6 separate regions of the Homo sapiens genome follow, and regions 1, 2, 3, 5 and 6 are each linked to region 4. The links are chromatin contacts, found by Hi-C or POLR2A ChIA-PET in ENCODE. All regions are on one chromosome and are shown on one strand. The core of a region is the stretch at or near the end of the contact, and the rest is flanking DNA. Distances in the headings are between cores, read along the strand shown.

Evidence for each region. Hi-C counts contacts between places; a loop is a spot of excess contacts on that map. ChIA-PET counts read pairs that join two places held with the same protein, here RNA polymerase II (POLR2A). Pooled maps may share reads with other maps.
Region 1: a loop to region 4 is called in a map with no recorded cell type, with 4 times the contacts of the local background. The contact joins the promoter of ST3GAL2 here to the promoter of AP1G1 in region 4. A Hi-C loop is called at or near these places in 4 of 37 single-sample maps with no recorded cell type and 3 of 50 pooled maps. POLR2A ChIA-PET finds 5 or more read pairs at or near these places in 1 of 52 experiments (activated T-cell).
Region 2: a pooled map shows a loop between it and region 4 (13-fold over the local background). The contact joins the promoter of DDX19A-DT here to the promoter of AP1G1 in region 4. A Hi-C loop is called at or near these places in 6 of 50 pooled maps. POLR2A ChIA-PET finds 5 or more read pairs at or near these places in 2 of 52 experiments (CD8-positive, alpha-beta memory T cell and naive thymus-derived CD4-positive, alpha-beta T cell).
Region 3: a map with no recorded cell type shows a loop between it and region 4 (17-fold over the local background). The contact joins the enhancer-like site here to the promoter of AP1G1 in region 4. A Hi-C loop is called at or near these places in 3 of 37 single-sample maps with no recorded cell type and 8 of 50 pooled maps. POLR2A ChIA-PET finds 5 or more read pairs at or near these places in 2 of 52 experiments (Caco-2 and HepG2).
Region 5: a map of naive thymus-derived CD4-positive, alpha-beta T cell shows a loop between it and region 4 (23-fold over the local background). The contact joins the promoter of AARS1 here to the promoter of AP1G1 in region 4. A Hi-C loop is called at or near these places in 1 of 168 maps with a recorded cell type or tissue (naive thymus-derived CD4-positive, alpha-beta T cell) and 6 of 50 pooled maps. POLR2A ChIA-PET finds 5 or more read pairs at or near these places in 3 of 52 experiments (A549, MCF 10A and activated T-cell).
Region 6: POLR2A ChIA-PET joins it to region 4 with 10 read pairs in GM12878. The contact joins the enhancer-like site here to the promoter of AP1G1 in region 4. POLR2A ChIA-PET finds 5 or more read pairs at or near these places in 3 of 52 experiments (A549, GM12878 and K562).

The regions. Positions count from the first base shown.
Region 1 is chr16:70,437,740-70,440,439 of GRCh38, reverse strand. It overlaps ST3GAL2 (ST3 beta-galactoside alpha-2,3-sialyltransferase 2), which reads left to right and starts at 1,340. Exons shown (of 7, transcript NM_006927.4): 1 at 1,340-1,491. RefSeq lists silencers at 1,189-1,368, 1,469-1,668.
Region 2 is chr16:70,345,149-70,348,132 of GRCh38, reverse strand. It overlaps DDX19A-DT (DDX19A divergent transcript), which reads left to right and starts at 1,386. Exons shown (of 5, transcript NR_039997.1): 1 at 1,386-1,934. DDX19A (DEAD-box helicase 19A) reads right to left here and starts at 1,230. Exons shown (of 12, transcript NM_018332.5): 1 at 1,085-1,230. The coding sequence starts at 1,141. RefSeq lists enhancers at 986-1,475, 994-1,611, 1,612-2,230.
Region 3 is chr16:70,736,345-70,739,157 of GRCh38, reverse strand. All of the region lies in intron 13 of VAC14 (VAC14 component of PIKFYVE complex), which reads left to right. Among named protein-coding and RNA genes, the nearest start is that of VAC14-AS1, 17 kb to the left of the region's middle. RefSeq lists enhancers at 604-773, 675-1,205, 1,178-1,337. Within about 2 kb of position 1,482, at least 30 of the 41 ENCODE cell types and tissues checked have a DNase peak (open chromatin) inside an H3K27ac peak, as active enhancers do.
Region 4 is chr16:71,807,338-71,810,218 of GRCh38, reverse strand. It overlaps AP1G1 (adaptor related protein complex 1 subunit gamma 1), which reads left to right and starts at 1,385. Exons shown (of 23, transcript NM_001128.6): 1 at 1,385-1,456. It overlaps LOC124903714 (a long non-coding RNA gene), which reads right to left and starts at 1,261. Exons shown (of 2, transcript XR_007065110.1): 1 at 1,017-1,261. RefSeq lists enhancers at 334-413, 974-1,663, 1,607-2,254.
Region 5 is chr16:70,288,044-70,290,879 of GRCh38, reverse strand. It overlaps AARS1 (alanyl-tRNA synthetase 1), which reads left to right and starts at 1,374. Exons shown (of 21, transcript NM_001605.3): 1 at 1,374-1,459. It also overlaps a transcript of DDX19B not described here. RefSeq lists a silencer at 2,029-2,158.
Region 6 is chr16:70,575,257-70,578,140 of GRCh38, reverse strand. SF3B3 (splicing factor 3b subunit 3) reads right to left here. Exons shown (of 26, transcript NM_012426.5): 26 at 473-2,884. Among named protein-coding and RNA genes, the nearest start is that of SNORD111, 39 kb to the right of the region's middle. RefSeq lists an enhancer at 2,400-2,469. Within about 2 kb of position 1,545, at least 9 of the 41 ENCODE cell types and tissues checked have a DNase peak (open chromatin) inside an H3K27ac peak, as active enhancers do; they include GM12878, where a contact is called at or near this core.

The sequences.
Region 1 (2,700 bases), core at 91-2,590, 1.4 Mb after region 4:
GGCCTCATGTGATCCACCTGCCTCAGCCTCCCAAAGTGCTGGGGTCGTGATGACATCACTGCACTCCAGCCTGGGCGACAGTGAGACCTTGAGCAAAAACAAAGAGCGTTCCTGTGCTAAAGGGGACTAGACTGGGACCCTGCCTTTCCGGGTTTGGCTCTTCAGGGCCATTATTAATTATCCCACACAAGGGCCATCCTTGAAAGAGGATACCGGTGTGTTAGCAGCAAACACCAACAGCAGAGGTTATCAGGTTATCAAGGTAGTAACCGGCAGCATGAGCAACACCTGGAGACGGGGTAGCAATGCCAATTCTGGGGCCTGCCCTAGAGCTAAAAGAACCAGAAGCTGAGGGTGGGGGCAGCAATCTGCGTTTAAACAAGCTGGCCAAGAGGATCCCATACACACCAAAAATTCAGAACCACTTCAGCCTCACTTCAGCCTGTTGGAGGGCGAAACTGCAGTCTACCTGGAGTTTCATAAAGGTTTTGAAATAGGTGCGGAAGTTAGGGAAAGGATGGGCTAATAAAAGACATGGCAAATATTTAAAATGCATTCACTTTACCCTCAACAGCAGGAAGCTACGGGCATCTAAGAGAGAGCCTGCAAGGGGGAGATGCCCCGGTGGATGAGGAACCAATAGACACTCTGCCCCCTTTTCCTCTTTTCCTAGGTGGGGAACACAAAGTCCAGCGAGGCCAAACCCCCGCTCGCACCGCTGATGGGGTCTCTCTCCCCTCAGGCCAGGGCGCAGCGGCCCCACCGCAGCTCGGGCTTTCAGAGCCCGGGCGTGAAGCCAAGCTGGCCTCAGGTCGCGGCTCTTTGAGAGCGCGAGTGGGAACAGTGCCCTCCGGCCGGGCTCGTCAGCAGCTGGCCACAGCAGCATCTGAGAGGCGTCCTCGGCTAGTGTGCACCTCCCTAGGAACCCACGTATCCAACCCGGCTCGGGGCCGTCTGCTCCAGCCGCTGGAGCCCGGCCTTCTGAGAATGAAGACTTCCCATCCCCCTCCGTCTCCCCTCCTGCACGGCGGACCCCCTGAGCCCTAGCGAAACTACAAAGCCCACAATCCCTGGGATGCGCGCGCTGTCTTCTGGGAGATGTAGTCCTGGATGCGGGGCGCCCCTAGCGACCCAGCGCCCGCTGGACTCCATATCCCAGCATGCCGGCGCGCGTGCGGGGGGCGGAGGGAGGGAGAGACGGGGAGGATGTGAATGGGGTGGGGGCAGTCGCCCCTGTCCCCCACCCTTCCCTTCAAGCCGGGCAGGGGTGGGGGGAGGGGCCGGGCTGAGGCGGCGGCGGCGGCGGCGCTCGGGGAGGGTTGGGCCAGGCAAGGGCGGGACTAGCCCACGGCGGGCGGACGAGAGAGCTGCGAGCTAACGGGTCCGGACGACGGCGGCGGCGGCGGCGGCGGCGGCGACGGCTTTCTGCGCGGGCGGCGGCGGCGGCCGGAGCGGCGAGCATGGCCCGCGCGGCGCCGGGCGCTGACTGAGGTGCGCGGGTGGGATGAGGGCGGGCGGGATGCAGAGCGCCCCGGGCCCCCGGCTGCCCAGACCTCCCCTGCGCGGGCAGCTGGCGCGGCCCAGCGGCCCAGACCGGCCCGTTCCAGCCCGGCAACTTCCCCCGGGTCGGGGCGCCGGGCTCCCTCGTGTGGGCGGGGGTCCGCGCGCGTTGGCCTCATTCCGGATCCCCGCCTTCTGCTTTGCACGTCCAGCCGCTCCCAGCCTCCCAGGGCTCCCGCTCCGCTCCTTTGCCGGCAGCCCCCAACCCCAACCCCAGCCCCAGCCCCAGCCCTCGGAAGAGCTCTCTGCCCTGGTCCCGACTTCCAGTCCACTCCCTAGTTCGTACCGCTAACCCTGGGTCTCCCGGCCTCTGCTCCACCTGGGAGACCCCGGCCCCACTCTTGGCCAGAGCCTGTCTGCCCCATCAGCTCCTCTTTCCTCTCTCCCCTGTGATCTTTCCCCTACCTGGCACTGCCCCCTAACCATCCTCAGTGGCCCAGTTCTCACGGCTCGACCTTCCTACTTTGGGGAAACTGAGGCACGGCTGAAGCCAGAAACTTGGCCAAAGCGCCAGTCCCGTGGAGGCTGGTCTGAACCTCGTCTCTCCTCTCTCCTGTTCCTTCTCTGCCTTGGAATGGAAGTCATTTCTTACCCCCAGTCATTCCCCTGTGACTGGACCAAACTTCCCACCCCCTGCTACAGCTCTGGGCTGAGCTCACTTGAGTCTCCCCTTAGCTTCCTGCCGCTCCTGTTGGCCTTCCCTCCTTCGCATAACCCACTCCGGGTTCCCTCTGCCTGTAGAGGAGTCAGCACCAATTGCTTGCTTGCTCAAGTTAGCCTTTCGATTTATCTTTTGCCAACTGCATCCATCTCCCGTCTCCCATCTTCCCTCTTGCTTTACAGCTGCGTAAAGGAGCGGAGGATTGAGTCAAAGGTGGTGTTGGAGAAAGGGGCTAGAGAGGTGCTGGGGGCAGGCAGGGACCTGGGGCCTCTTTTCAGTCAAAGCCTCCGGGGGAGTACAGGGCACTCTGGGACCTCTGGCCAGTAACACACTCCCGCCTCGTCTTTGGGACGGATGTTTGGAAGCTGGTTGGCCACCCCTTCCTTGCCTGGTGGGCTCTGAAGCCCTTCTCAGGTGGAAGGTATCGCTGGTTTTTAGAGAGATGGTGGCATAAGAGGAGTCTGGGAGACCACACCCCT
Region 2 (2,984 bases), core at 137-2,636, 1.5 Mb after region 4:
TCTATCTCGGGGCTATCAGAATAACTTCTACACTGATATTTCTATTAGCCATCACTTCTAACATATTCTGTTCTCTGTAGTTCAATAAATCCTTGCCAGCCTTGTCTAATTCTGTCAATAGCCCTCTCAAAAATCCCCATACCGGCTGGGCGCGGTGACTCACGGCTGTAATCCCAGCACTTTGGGAGGCCGAGGTGGGCGGATCACTTGAGGTCGGGAGTTCGAGACCAGCCTGACCAACATGGAGAAACCCCGTCTCTACAAAAAATACAAAATTAGCCGGGCGTGGTGGCGCATGCCTGTAATCCCAGCTACTCGGGAGACTGAGGCAGGAGAATCGCTTGAACCCGGGAGGCGGAGGTTGCGGTGAGCCGAGATGGCGCCATTGCACTCCAGCCTGGGCAACAAGAGCAAAACTCTGCCTCAAAAGAGAAACAACTACAACAAAAAAAAAGACAGTCCATTATCACTAAACAAACCTAAAGTTTAGGTCTTAGATATAAGAACAGAAAGCCACAGTGTATGCTGTAATTACATTCCAGTTGAATGAATATTCATTACTGAAAGAACAAGTACATGAAACCGTTACTTTACACATCAATGAAACAATTTGTAGTGCCTCCTTCCAACATCTGCAGTAGATTGAGGTATTAAATCCAAAAGTCAATCTGTTATTCTGCAAAGAGCTACAAACTACCAACCACGTTAAGCATGGATCTAAGAAATGTTAAATACAGAGTAGTACAGAAACATGCGAAGAACAGTCGCGTAATGAAAAAGAGAATCAGAATCTAAACTTGGCTTTCCTTATAATCGTCACCGAGGAGGTCAATAGAGGAATGACAGCATGCATAGTGGGGCGGATTTACCAAAGGATGAAGTCCTTAACCAGCCCAGATGGAGATAAAAAGCTCGACATTGGTCTCTTTAGCTCTAAGAGCAAATCAAGGGCAAGTGACTGCCCTAGCAAACTGCAGGAGCGCGTTGCCCAGGGGCCTCCCCAACCCGGGGAGCTCCCTGTGCTTTTGGGAGGTTTCGCTTGGGCCCCTGCTACGTCCTCCTCGCCAGGAGCTGAGCTACTGACCGACTTGACAGCCGCTTCCTGCTCGTCCACCGCCAGGGCCCACGAGTCGGTGGCCATAGTCCCGGACAAGGGAGACCCACTTGTGAAAATATGCGCTGCACCACGTCGCAACGCGGGCCCTAACCTCGCCACCGGCGCGAGAATGCACCTCACGCGGACCGGAAGCGGCGGTGAGCACAGGTGACGTCAGTTCCCACCCAGCGTGCGACATCATCATTCTGCGCGGCGCCAGGTCTCTCCTCGGGCCTCGCCTTTCCCTTCGTGCGCAAACCTCGCGCTTTTTGCTCACCCTTCCAGGACGCGGCCTCCTCGCTTCTTAAAATGTCTGAGCTCTACGAAGTGGAACTGTTAGCCCTCCGTTTATTGCCTTACTTCACACTGAAATAAGCCAACGTTTATTTTATTTTATTTATTTTATTATTTATTTTATTATTTTTTTTCGAGACGGAGTCTCGCTCTGTCCCAGGCTGGAGTGCCGTGGCGGGATCTCGACTCACTGCAACCTCCGCCTCCGTGTTCAAGCTATTCTACCTCAGCCTCCCGAGTAGCTGGGATTACAGGTGCCCGCCACCACGCCCGGCTAATTTTTGTATTTTTAGTAGAGATGGGGTTTCACCATGTTGGCCAGGCTGATCTCGAACTGCTGACCTTGTGATCCTCCCGCCTCAGCCTCCCAAAGTGTTGGGATTACAGGCGTGAGCCACCGCGCCCGGCCCCCAACGTTTCTTTTTAAGCCTGTCATATCTCACATTAAATGTGTAAGTCTCTGAACTGTAGGGCTTTGAACAAAGGAAAGTTCCATGAGAATACTATATGATGCCAATTTCTACTGTTAGGAACGCGATAACAGGTAAGAAAACAAAAACCAAAACGCAACAGAAGACCCGTAAACCCCATAATTCCACCATCCAATAAACACAACACACAATGCGTTTTTTCGTTTCTTTTTTGAGTCAGGGTCTCATTGTGTCGCCCAGGCTGGAATGCAGTGGTGTGATCTCGGCTCACTGCACCCTTGACCTCCCACCTCAGCCTCCCAGGTAGCTGGGCCCACAGGCCCGCACCACCACTCCTGGCTAGTTTTTAAACTTTTTGCAGAGACGGAAGTCTTCATTATATTGCTCAGGCTGCTTTTGATCTCCTGCTAACTCCAGAGATCCTCCTGCCTTGGCCTCTCAAAGTGTTGGGATTACAGGCATGAGCCACCACACCTGGCCATTATGTTGAAGGACCACCAAATACATAATGTATAATCTATTTATATGAGATTCAAGAATAGGACAAATAAAATCTATGCTGATAAAAACTAACAGAGCTTACCTGTGGAGAAGGATGTTTGGTCCAGACACAAGAGAACTTCCTGGGTGATAGAATTATTCTGTATCTTGATTGGGACCTGGTTACATAGATGTGTAAATTTGTTAAGTCATGCTACTTTGTATTTCTAAACTCATGGAACCATTATTTACAGATATCACCCAGGCTGGAGTGCAGTGGCCGGGTCTTGGCTCACTGCAACCTCTGCTTCCTGGATTCAAGCGGTTCTCCTGCCTCAGCCTCCCAAGTAGCTGGGATTACAGGCACACGCCACCACGCCCAGATAATGTTTGTATTTTTAGTAGAGATGGAGTTTCACCACGTTGGCTAGGCTGGCCTTGAACTCCTGAGCTCAAGGATCTGCCTGCCTGGGCCGCCCAAAGTGCTGGGATTACAGGTGTGAGCCACAGTGCTGACCTGCTTTTTCTTTTTTATAAGCAGTTCCCAAGGAAGAATAACTGTTTTTGTTTGTTTTTTGTGACAGGGTCTTGCTCTGTCACCTAGGCTGGAATGCAGTGGCACGTTCACAGCTCACTGCAGCCTTGATCTCCCAGACTCAAGTGATCCTCGCACCTCAGCTCCC
Region 3 (2,813 bases), core at 233-2,732, 1.1 Mb after region 4:
AACCAGGTGCTGGGGTGCCTGGGGGCTCTGTGAGCTCCCACATGGCAAGGGCTAGGCTAAATGCTCCCTGCATGTGAAGGGGGCCTTTGCTTGTGTCCTAGTTATTACAGGCCGGTGCAGAGGGCCCCTGTGGGAGGCTTCCCTGGAGATCCCAGCTTCTCCTGCCCCTCTGTTCCAACACACTTGCTTATCTCAGGCTGCCTGGGTGGGTGGTGAAGTTCACATCTGTTCCCTCCTGGCTGTGACCTCTTAGACCCCCAGCTGGAAGTGCATGCGGAGGCTCCTCAGCGTCGCCCAGTGCTGGGTGATTTGTGTCATCAGCTCAGTTTGAATAGCGTCATGGCAGGCCACACAGGCCAAGTTTACTTACCCCGGAATCCCTGGCACCAGGTGCCCAGTAAGGGTCAGTACCTATTTTTGAAAGTTTATTAAAATAATGGAAGGCAGGGGCACCAATCACCTGAGCCTGAGGCCCCCGGCACTGCTGCCCAGAATGGCATCCTCTCATACCCGTGCTGCCAGGCCCTCCCTTGTCCAGTTGGAAGCCCCAGCAGTCCAGCCCCCCTGCTCCACCAGCAGGGGGTGCCTTCCTCCACACCCTCTCCTCGCTGCCTTTGGCCCCAGCCCTCACCCTGCAGCAATAGCTCTTTCCCGGTGGCAGACTGCTATATGACCTCTCCACTGCCGCGTCAGCTGGAAGTCCCCACTGGGCCCTGCTGCATCCCATCGGCTTCTCTCTCGCTCTGACCTGAGCAGCTGCAAAGTCTCCTGGCTATGATTGATGCCTCCGGCGCTCCTGTCCTGCCGACCCAGGCCGGCCCACAGATGAGAAAGTGATTGCCCCTTGAGTGGGTTCCCGAGTTGGTGCCATTGCGGCGGCCTTTGTCTACGTAGCTGTGCACCCCCTCCAGTTCTGCAGACTCTACACCCCCAAGACCCTGCTCAGCCTCCCTTTCTCCCAGCCACTTGATTCTTGGGGGAAACTGCCCCTTCCCCACCCTGTCCTCTTGGTTCCATACCAGCCTCTCCATCACCCACCCCTTCTGTGGACCACTTCCTGTGCCAAGCACGACTTGATGCTCTTTAGCCCTGCCTGGTTCACAGAAGAGGAGCTGGCCTCGGAGAAGGTGGTGCTGCCTCCCCTGAGCGGCCTCTGGCCCTTCCCTTGTATCCTCCAGGCAGCAGATCTTGAGCCCACAACGGGCTGTCCGGGCACATGGACCCCAACCCCAGCAGGGAGGGAGGCCGGAGTGGAGCAGGGACCCTGCTGGGCCTGAACTGGGTGGCTGACGTTTTCACATCTGGTTCTGTTGAACTGTAACTCGCGTTATGTACTGAAGCCAGGGTTATTTTTATCCTGACATGTGAGGTTTCTTCACGTCATAACCACAAAACTCAATCCAAAACATCCCGGGGCAGGTTGTTTGTGAGACGTTCTGTGGATTCTCATGTCACCACATCAGGTTTCACTTAGTAACATCTGCAGGGCTGGCTCCCCGGCCGCCCACCCCGCCAGCCTGGGTTTCTGTGTGGAGTGCGTCTCTGTGCCCCTGGCCAGCCGCCGGTCACGTGCACTTCCTGCCAGGGGCTGGCAGGCTCCTCACTTGCCCAAACCAGAAATACAAGGCACAGTGGCCTTCAGCTGAGGGATGGCACTCTCCCTCATGCTCCTGCCCTCTGCAGGATTGGGGAATGGAAATCCCACTCTCCTGGGCCCCTCAAAGAGAGCCTGTCTCCCGAGACACACAGCCGGGTTGTGGGCCCCCCTCTCCCTCGCCCCCTGCTGCAGCAGCTGCCCACCATCTACAGGGGGCTGTGCCTCAGTGGCACCCCTGAGTAAAACCGCTGAGGTCCTCGGAGCGCAGTGTTGGAGGGCGTGCCCTGAGCTGCCCCGTCCCGGCTCCCACTTTCCTCATGCGCCTGCAGCACCCAGCCCAGGACCCTGCTTACAAGAGCAGATGAGCCAGAGCCGGAGGTGGGCGGAAGAGCAGGCAGCAGTGAGGCGGAAATCAGCATACTTGAGGGGCCCATTTCTCCTGTAGTCACCCTCCCGGGGTGAGCTTGTTCTCTCTCCACCCATCTCCTCCTCCTGAGCCTGCAGCCCTGCCTCAGAGAGCATCTCAAGCCAAAGGGCAGCTCAGATCAACAGAGTGGCTGGGGGCGATGGGGGCCACTGAGGCTGGGAAAGAGCGAGCAGCCCCCACCCTGTCCTGCTGAGCACTGAGGCCTTTCCCATCCCTGTCCAGCCCGCCCTCCCTGCCCCTTCAAGTGTGGCCCCTTTCCCCACCTCCCCTGCTGGGAAAAGACTGCCCTGCTCAAACCTGTGGTCTCAATGCAGCCCCTCCCAAGGCTCCCAACCCTGTCTTGGGGAGGGCAGAAAGTCTTTAAGCCTTGGGAGCACTGTGAGGGCTGAGCTGCACTCAGCTGAGGATGTGAATCGCTTGCTGCGGCTTCTCGCAGCTGTGACACTGCCCTCCTCCTCCCTTCCACTAAGGGCCTCAGCTCCAGGGTCCAAGGGGCAGCCTGGACATTGAGAGTCCATTTTGGGTCCACACTAGGGGCTGTGGCTAAGGAGTTCAGAGTTGTGTCCAGAGCAGCCCAGCCCTTCTCTTCTGCCATCTTTAGCCAGACTGTCAGCGGAGAGATGGGCTGATCTCCCTCCCCAGATGTGTGGGGGTCACAGGTGGCCCCCCTTCTTCCTCAGAGCATCCTGATAGAGCACTGTGAATTTGTGCCAGAAATGAAATCTCCCCACTCAGACATTTCAGACCAGCCCCCAGACATCCATTCTGAGACTCAGAATGAGAACGGTC
Region 4 (2,881 bases), core at 136-2,635:
GGTTAGTTCTGGCCAGGCCGGTGGCTCACACCTGTCATCTCCACACTTTGGGAGGCCGACGCAGGCAGATCACCTGAGGTCAGGAGTTCAAGACCAGCCTGGCCAACATGGCGAAACCCTCTCTCTACTAAAAATGCAAATATTAGACGGCCGTGGTGGCGGGAGCCTGTAATCCCAGCTACTTGCGAGGCTGAAGCACGAGAAATTGCTTGACCCCGGGAGGCAAGGTTGTAGTGAGCCGGGATCCCGCCACTGCACTCCAGCCTGGGCAACAGAGCGAGACTTTGTCTCAAAAAAAAAAAAAAAATTTTTTTTGTGTGGTTGGTTCTGTTCTCTTTGGCACCCAGCCTGCTGCTGTGTTGTATTGTACTTTGTTGCCAATCTAGCAGAAGGATTTTAGTCTAGGTAGGTCACCTTTCCTTTAAACAGGCCAAGATATCAGGCCCTCTTTACATTCACATGGAAAAGACTCACGTCATATGTTAGTAATTATTTATCAGGTTAGGAACTGTCTGGTTAGACTTTCTTTGGCCCTGGTTATTAATTCATGGAGTCATAGACCGAAAGCCCATTCTGTAAGGGTTTCAGCTAACATGAGTCCAAGTCTTCTTTCTACATATGAGGAAATTGAATCCCTGGAGAGTTTAAGTGACTTGAGCAGTGCAAGCACCGCGGTACCGGGCGTGGAATCCATTCTTTTCAGTCATCCTCTTAACTCTTCATAAAATATGTTGCAAAGACACCATAAAACCATAGAATACCACCTGGAGCATGCTCCTTAAGTTATAAAGAAAGCAAAAATCTTAAAGGAGACAGCAAAGAGTTCGGGATTCCCGTGGACGAAGACCTTTTCAGCCCTGCTGTCTTCTCCGCCCCCACCTGTCTCGCTTGCTCTCACTTCCTGGGCTACCTGACTTAGCTCCGCCCCCTCCAGGTGGCTCCACCGCTTCCTGGTAGCCCAGCTCCACCCCCCCTACCCCCCCACCCCCCTACCCCCCACCCCCCTACCCCCTCACCAAGCGGAACCAATGTCCGTCCGCTACGGGGTAGGCCGGATCTTTCTCGCTCAGACTCATCGCAGCGGTGACTCGGCAGCAGCGTCTCGCGTCATCAGTGACAGCCCCGATCCTTGCTACGTTTGCGTCGCTCTGCCAGGAGCAGTCGCCTCCTCCTTGGCAAATAGTCCTCGGCAGGGTCCGAGTTCTTGGATAATTCGAGAGAAAAGGCACGATAAGTTGCAGTACGAGGACACGGAAACGACCAGGAGAGGAGGACAGGGAGCGAAGTTTCCTCAATAGTGTGTGAAGTTAGTTAAAAACTCCCTCCTTCCTCAGGATCCCTCCGCCTGCGGTAGCGGTGGTGAGGCCGAGGGAGCCGCCATTTTGGATGTTCGGTTCCTGCTGCCACTGCTGCCGCCGCCCCCGGAGCTGCTGGTTTCATTCGAGGTTTCGGGCCGGTGAGTGTCACTCCCGGCGCTGAGAGCATATTGCTGCTTTTGCCCCGCCGCTGCCGCGGGCGCTCGACCGGAAGCTTCCTTTCAGTTTCAGGGGTCCAGTCCCAGGCTGTGGGTGTTGAGAAGAGAAGACAGAGAAGCTGGGCCAGGAGAGGCCGGGAGCCCCAGGGGCTGCTCCGACTTCTGGAGGGCCGACCCCGAGGCCTCGGACCGGGAGGTTCCGCGCGCCGCGGCGTTCCGTGTTGTGGCGTTGCCCCGCCGGTACGGGCCTCCTTGAACCCTTGACTTTCTCAGGCTGCGATCTTTGAGGGCTCATTCAGGGAGCCTGGGGTTTAGCGGGGCGGGCCCCACCCCCGCGTGTCTTCTCTGAGCCACGTATCAGCGTTCTTGTGTCTTGTACCCGTGTCAGGTCTGTCAGATAACTCCCAGCATATCCAAATGCCCAGTTAATCGCTGCCTGCCCCTGCAGTGCCGTCCTCTCGGAACCGGACATCGGCCTCGCCTCTCTCTAACCTTCCGACCAACTTCTTTCCCAATTTTTCGTGTGTGTGTGTATATGTTGTTGTTTTGTTTTTTTCAACCTACCTGCGAGTATACTGTTTACCCTTTTCTCAGCTCCTGGCCCTGCGGACGTCAGCGTCTAATAATTCTCCCGGTCTTCCTGATTGCCTGAAAGAGTCGGGACGGTTCGGTTGATTGTGTTTCCCGGTTAGGACTCGGTGTAGGAGATCCATCGAACCACTCGCTCAGGGTAATGTTTATGAAGCAGATTATGTTTATGAAGCAGATTAAATGGCTTTTGGGAGGCAAGAGCTGTCAAATGTTTTCTCATATGTGGATTCCCTCCCTGTGCTGAATACTTAGCTTTTTGGTGCTTACTGACACTTGTGTGGTATTTTTTTTTCTCCCCTATTATATATCCCTGAGCACGGAAATCTGTCCATGGAGAAAAATATTAATCTGAGGTAGGTAGAAAGGAGAGTTGGGCTGCTTTACAGTGATTAGTTAACAGAAGGGAGGAGTTAGTGCTTTCTTAGTGACCTTAACTTTGAAGTGTTTGTACAGTAATGATCTTTGCTGACTGATTCTAAAAAATACTTGTAATGATTTCATGTATTGGGTTTTTCTGGGGATAGCTGAATTTTAAATATTCACTTCCACCGTTCCCTAGAATACTTGTCAAATACCTAACTTGTCACACACCCTAACTTTCACGTTTGAAAAATATGAACCCTCTAAGTACTCGTAATCTCGTCACTTTTATTCTAAAGGCATGTTTGCAGTCTAGCATGCTTGAATAAAAAGTATGTCTTTATTTTTATTTATTTATTTTTTGAGACGAAGTCTCCCTCTGTCTCCAGGCTGGAGTGCAGTGGCACGGTCTCGGCTCACTGCAACCTACGCCTCCCGGGTTCAAGCAGTTCTCCT
Region 5 (2,836 bases), core at 125-2,624, 1.5 Mb after region 4:
TAAATAGACACAGGTTTGGATCCTGTCTCCACAACTTACTATTGGGTGTGAACTTGTGCAAGGTAATTTCCTCATTTGTAAAAAGGGGACTCCAGCTGACCTCATACACAGTTTAAAAATCAAATGAAATAAGCATGTGAAATGTTTGATGCAATGCCTCACGTATAAATACATACATATTTTTCAGACAGGGCCTCGCTCTGTCGCCCAAGGAATGCAGTGTCACGATCAGGGCTCACTGCAGCCTCAACTTCCTAGGCTCAAGTGATCCTCCCACTTCAACCTCCCAAGTAGCTGGGACTACAAGCATGCGCCACTATGCCTGGCTAATTTTTATTTTTTATTTTTTTTTTTGAGACGGAGTCTTGCTCCGTAGCCAGGCTGGAGTGCAGTGGCGCCATCTCGGCTCACCGCAACTTCCGCCTCCCGAGGTCAAGGGATTCCCTTGCCTCAGCCTCCCGAGTGGCTGGGACTACAGATGCGCGCCCGGCTAATTTTGTGTTTTTAGTAGAGACGGGGTTTCACCATGTTGGCCAGGATGCTCTCGGTCTCCTGACCTCGTCATCCGTTGGCCTCAGCCTCCCAAAGTGCTAGGATTACAGGTGTGGGCCACCGCGCCCGGCCTTTTAAAAAATTTTTCGTAGAGACAGGGTCTAGTTATGTTGACCAGGCTGGTCTCCAACTCCTGGGTTCAGGTGATCTTCCCACCTTGGCCTCCCAAAGTGTTGCAATTATAGGCGTGAGCCACCGCACCTGGCATGTATATATGTATATGTATATATATATATTCACCCTCCTCCCCCAGGCCTATAAATATTAACTTTTTTTTTTCCAAAGGCAAATCGAGGACCAGATGCTGATCCAATCGTACCTGAACTACTGATGTTATTTCTTCCACACCAAATTCAAGGTCTCCCCCGGACAAGTGTAACCATGGGCACAATGTCAGACTCTTTGAGGGCTGTGTATCACTCAGCAACTAAAATAAACAACTATAGCAAGATATGTAACCTCTACCAAACACGTTACCGTCTCCCCTTTTTAACTATGTCAATTGTGGTGTTAGGACTTTGCCTATGGAAACCAAAATGTCGACCTCCGGGAGCCGGGGGCGGGGGGGGGCGGGGGGGGCGGGGGGGGGTCTAACTCGATCATGTGACGCACCCCATCCCACCTTTTCTCGCAGTTGCATCAGCCAAGTTAGAGCCGCCTTCCCAGGAATCCACTAATGAACGGATTCGTCCTCAGTTTGACTGGCATGTTGGTTGACCAATAATATCTCATGAGGTAAGGCGCGGCGGGGCACTTTCCGTCGGCGCGCTCTGATTGGACGGAGCGTGGCGGGTTGTGGTAGGTCGTGGTCTGAGGCCGGTACAGCTGCGCGTCTGCGGGAATAGGTGCAGCGGGCCCTTGGCGGGGGACTCTGAGGGAGGAGCTGGGGACGGCGACCCTAGGAGAGGTAGGCCGCCCTCGGAGAGCTCTGCGGTGCTAGGAGAGCGGCTGGGCCCGCAGACTGGGGGGAAAGCTCCGCAGCCGCAGTGGGCCCCAGGATCAGGCCCCGCGTGGCCTGGAGAAGCCCAGTCTGGGCTGGAGCGGGAGCTGGACAGTGTGGCCTTGCGTTCGCCCCCGGGAGCGCTGCGAGTGTCGCGGCCTCGGGTGGATTTGCTGAGCACCAATACCTCACGGTTGCCAACCTGGGGTTTTAGCTCCCTTGGTTTTAATCCCCTAGGGGCGGGTGGGGGCACGGGAGGAAGGATGGGCCAGCTGGGTGCAATCCTGCTGTAAGCCAGCCATTCCTTGATTTCTTAAAATTAACTAAACAGCTGATGCCGGTCCAGGCGCACCGAGACCGTCATCTTAAGCTGTTCTGTAAAACAGTTTGTATTTCTCGGTGTGCTTTGAAGCATGTGAGTTAATTCCGAACTTGGTGTTAAAGGATTAGTATACCTGATCACGAAATACGTATTTAGCAGCCACTGTACTAGATGCTGAGGATGTGCTGTAATAGCCCAGGGCCAGGCGCGGAGGCTCACGCCTGTAATCCCAGCGCTTTGGGAGGTCGAGGCGGGCGGATCACCTGAGGTCAGGGGTTCGAGACTAGCCTGGCCAACATGGTGAAACCCCGTCTTTACTAAAAATACAAAAATTAGCCGAGCGTGGCGGCGCGCGCCTGTACTCTCAGCCACTCCGGAGGCTGAGGCATGAGAATCGCTTGAACCCGGCAGGCGGAGGTTGCAGTGAGCTGAGATCACACCATTGCACTCCAGCCTGGGTGACAGAGGGAGACTCCGTTTCAAAAAAAAAAAAAAAAAAAGAGCCCAGAACAGTCGTTGCTGCTGGGATGGAACTGACAGCCTGATGGGGGAGGCGCACATTAAACAATCCATGAAGCGCGTATGGAAATTATGAAGGGAAACACTTGAGGCTGTGAGACAGTAAAAGAGGGGGAGCCTTATCAAGAAGGGGAAGGCGGCCGGGCGCGGTGGCTCACGCCTGTAATCCCAGCACTTGGGGAGGCCGAGGTGGGCAGATCACGAGGTCAGGAGATTGAGACCATCCTGGCTAACACGGTGAAACCCCATCTCTACCAAATATACAAAAATAGCCGGGCGTGGTGACTGGCGCCCGTAGTCCCAGTAGTCCCAGCTACTCGGGAGGCTGAGGCAGGAGAATGGCGTGAACCCGGGAGGCGGAGCTTGCAGTGAGCTGAGATCGCGCCACTGCACTCCAGCCTGCGCAACAGAGCGAGACTCCGTCTCAAAAAAAAAAAAAAAAAAAAAAGAAGAAGGGGAAGGCTGTCTTAAATAAGTGTCTTGGCCGGGCGCGGTAGCTCACC
Region 6 (2,884 bases), core at 296-2,795, 1.2 Mb after region 4:
GGAGGATAGGAGAACGGCTGTGTTCAAAGCCTCAAACTATCCAAGAGGGGAGTCTGTAGTGTTTCACTGAATGTGAGCACAGAATCCTGGATTTAGGAACCCCTTATTAACACCCAGTCTTCCACAGCCAACCTAGTCTGGAGTGCTGACCTTGCTGGATGCGGTGGCTCACGCCTGTAATCCCAGCACTTTGGGAGGCCAAGGCAGGCGGATCACCTGAGATCAGGAGTTCGAGACCAGCCTGGCCAACATGGTGAAACCCCATCTCTACTAAAAATACAAAAATTAGCCGGGCGTGGTGGCAGGCGCCTGTAATCCCAGCTACTCGGGAGGCTGAGGCAGGAGAATTGCTTGAACCCAGCAGGCAGAGGTTGCAGTGAACCAAGATCACTGCACTCCACCCTGAGCGACAGAGTGAGACTCGGTCTCAAAAATAAAAAAACAAAAAAAAGAAGAAAAAGAAATGCCAACCTAGTGACAATAGTGCGCTTTATTCCGAGTGCCAATGCATGCCACAAGTAGTTGTTCATGAAATGTTTTCTCAATTGGATCGACAAAACTGGATTCCTGGTTTTGCCCTGAACTTGCAACAGGACAATAATGCCCACGCTGGAATGTTCCAGGCTAACTCCTCACCCGTCCCCAAGGCAGTGGCCACACAGGTCACACACACTCTCTGCAAGGCCCTGCTGGAAAACTCTGCCAAGGCGTTGATTCATCCGTTGGGCAGCTAGTGGGAGGGCAGAGTGGGTGGAGGTGATGGGGGCACAGCCACAGGATCTCACTGGGGCCTCACAGAAGCCTGAACACCGCACGGTGCCCTCTCTGGGGCCTCTTGGCTTGGAATGATGCCCCTTTCTTTCAAAGCATCACATATAGGACAGCAGGTCCCCCAGATCTCCCAGGGCCAGAGCCCCAGGTCAGCGGACAAGCCTCAGAACCCCTGAGCACTCAGTCATGTGCGTTTGTGCTACCATGACCCCAGGAGACCGGTTTTTGTTTTTTGGTGTTTTTGAGACAGGTTTCGTCCTGTCATCCAGGCTGGAGTGTAGTGGCGCAATCACAGCTCACTGCAGCCTCAAACTCATAGGCTGAAGTGATCCTCCTGTCTCAGCCCCCTAATTACTGGGACTACAAGTGTGCACCACCATGCCTGGCTAATTTTTGTATTTTTGGAGAGATGGGGTTTTGTCATGTTGCCCAGGCTGGTCTCAAACTCCTGGGCTCAAGGGATCCTCCTGCCTCAGCCTCTCAAAGTGCTGGGATTACAGGTGTGAGCCACCATGCCAGGCCCAGTAAATCAGTCTTATTCTACCAATTTACAGGCAGGAAACCAAGACTATGCTTAGAGGCTAGTGAGCCCAGGTCATCTGACTGTATACAGTGCTCTCTTCATGGACTTTGCTGCCTCTTGGCATTTGGCAGGTGGAATCTCGTTTCTGATTGCTTTATGAGGGCAGCATTGCCTTTCTCCAGTTACATCATCGACTCCCTAAAGCTGAGATTCCCCAGTGTGTCCTCATAACAGCTGGAGGCCCTAATAACCCACAGGAAATGGTAGTACTTCCCTTGACCATCACGTGTTACTAGCTTATACACATATACTCACGGCTCCAAATTAGTAACTTCTAAGCCTAAACGCTACCAAATGACCCAACTGAAAGCACCTCTCCTTTCATTATGAGACTGCAGTCAGAGAAGGGAGCAAGTTCTGCTGAGTGGACCTGGGAATTTAAAACTTGACTAGGCTCTGGAAGGCAGAGTGAGAGGTGGGAAACTGAAGGGGGCTTGCCTCTGGGCACCGCCAGAGATGCTGCATACGGGGGTGGGGTGGGGTAGGGTGGGGCTAACAGGGCCCCTCAGCTATTCCAGATGGGCTGGCCCAGCTCCTTTTCCAAATCTGAAACTTCCAAACCTGGTTTTCTTTGATATTTTTTTTCTTCATTTTGAACAAGCAGCAATGTTCATTGTCCATCACAGCTACTGATCATAACACTGGACTGTGAAGCAGACACATGCCCAGACATCACCAGCAGACTCTTTTTTTAAAAAAAAAAAAACAGGGCTTCACGCCCGGCTTTTTGAATTTTTTGTAGAGATGGGGTCTGTTTCCTAGGCTGGTCTTAAACTTCTGGGCTCAAGCAATCTGCCTGCCTCTGGCCGCCCAAAGTGCTGGGATTACCAGGCATGAACCACCGTGTGAATAATTGGGAGCAGACCCCAGGAATCTGTTCTGACAAATGAAGAGGGTTCTAATATCCCACTAGGATTATGAGCCACAACTACAGGTTTCCTACCATTTCCTGACCTAAAACCCCTGCTGCCCACTCCCCACCTCTTCATTTTTCAGACTTGGGACCTTCTGATTTTTCCTGAAGTCCCAAGGTTGTGGCTGAGGAAATCAGATGCAGGCTGCAGGCTCTTCTGAAACTGGTGGCAGGCCCTCTGGCAGACTCACCTCACCACCAACCTCACAGCGACAGAGACTGCCTGGTTATAAACTCTCCTCCAACCTCTGGGTGCAGAACAGAGCTGGGAGGTGGTGGTTCATGGTAGGTGCCCAGTAAACGTTTGTGGAAGAAATGAGCGTAGCAGCCTCTTCTAGTGGGTCAGCATGTCTCCTGATGGCTTAAACAGCTCCTGGCCAAGTGCAGTGGCTCACGCCTGTAATCCCAGCGCTTTGGGAGACCAAGGTGGGTGGATCACCTGAGGTCACGAGTTCGAAACCAGCCTGGCCAACATGGTGAAACCCCATCTCTACTAAAAATACAAAAATTAGCCAGGCATGGTGGTGCATGCCTGTAGTCCCAGCTACTTGGGAGGCTGAGGCAGGAGAATTGCTTGAACCCAGGAGGCGGAGGCTGTGGTGAGCCGAGATTGTGCC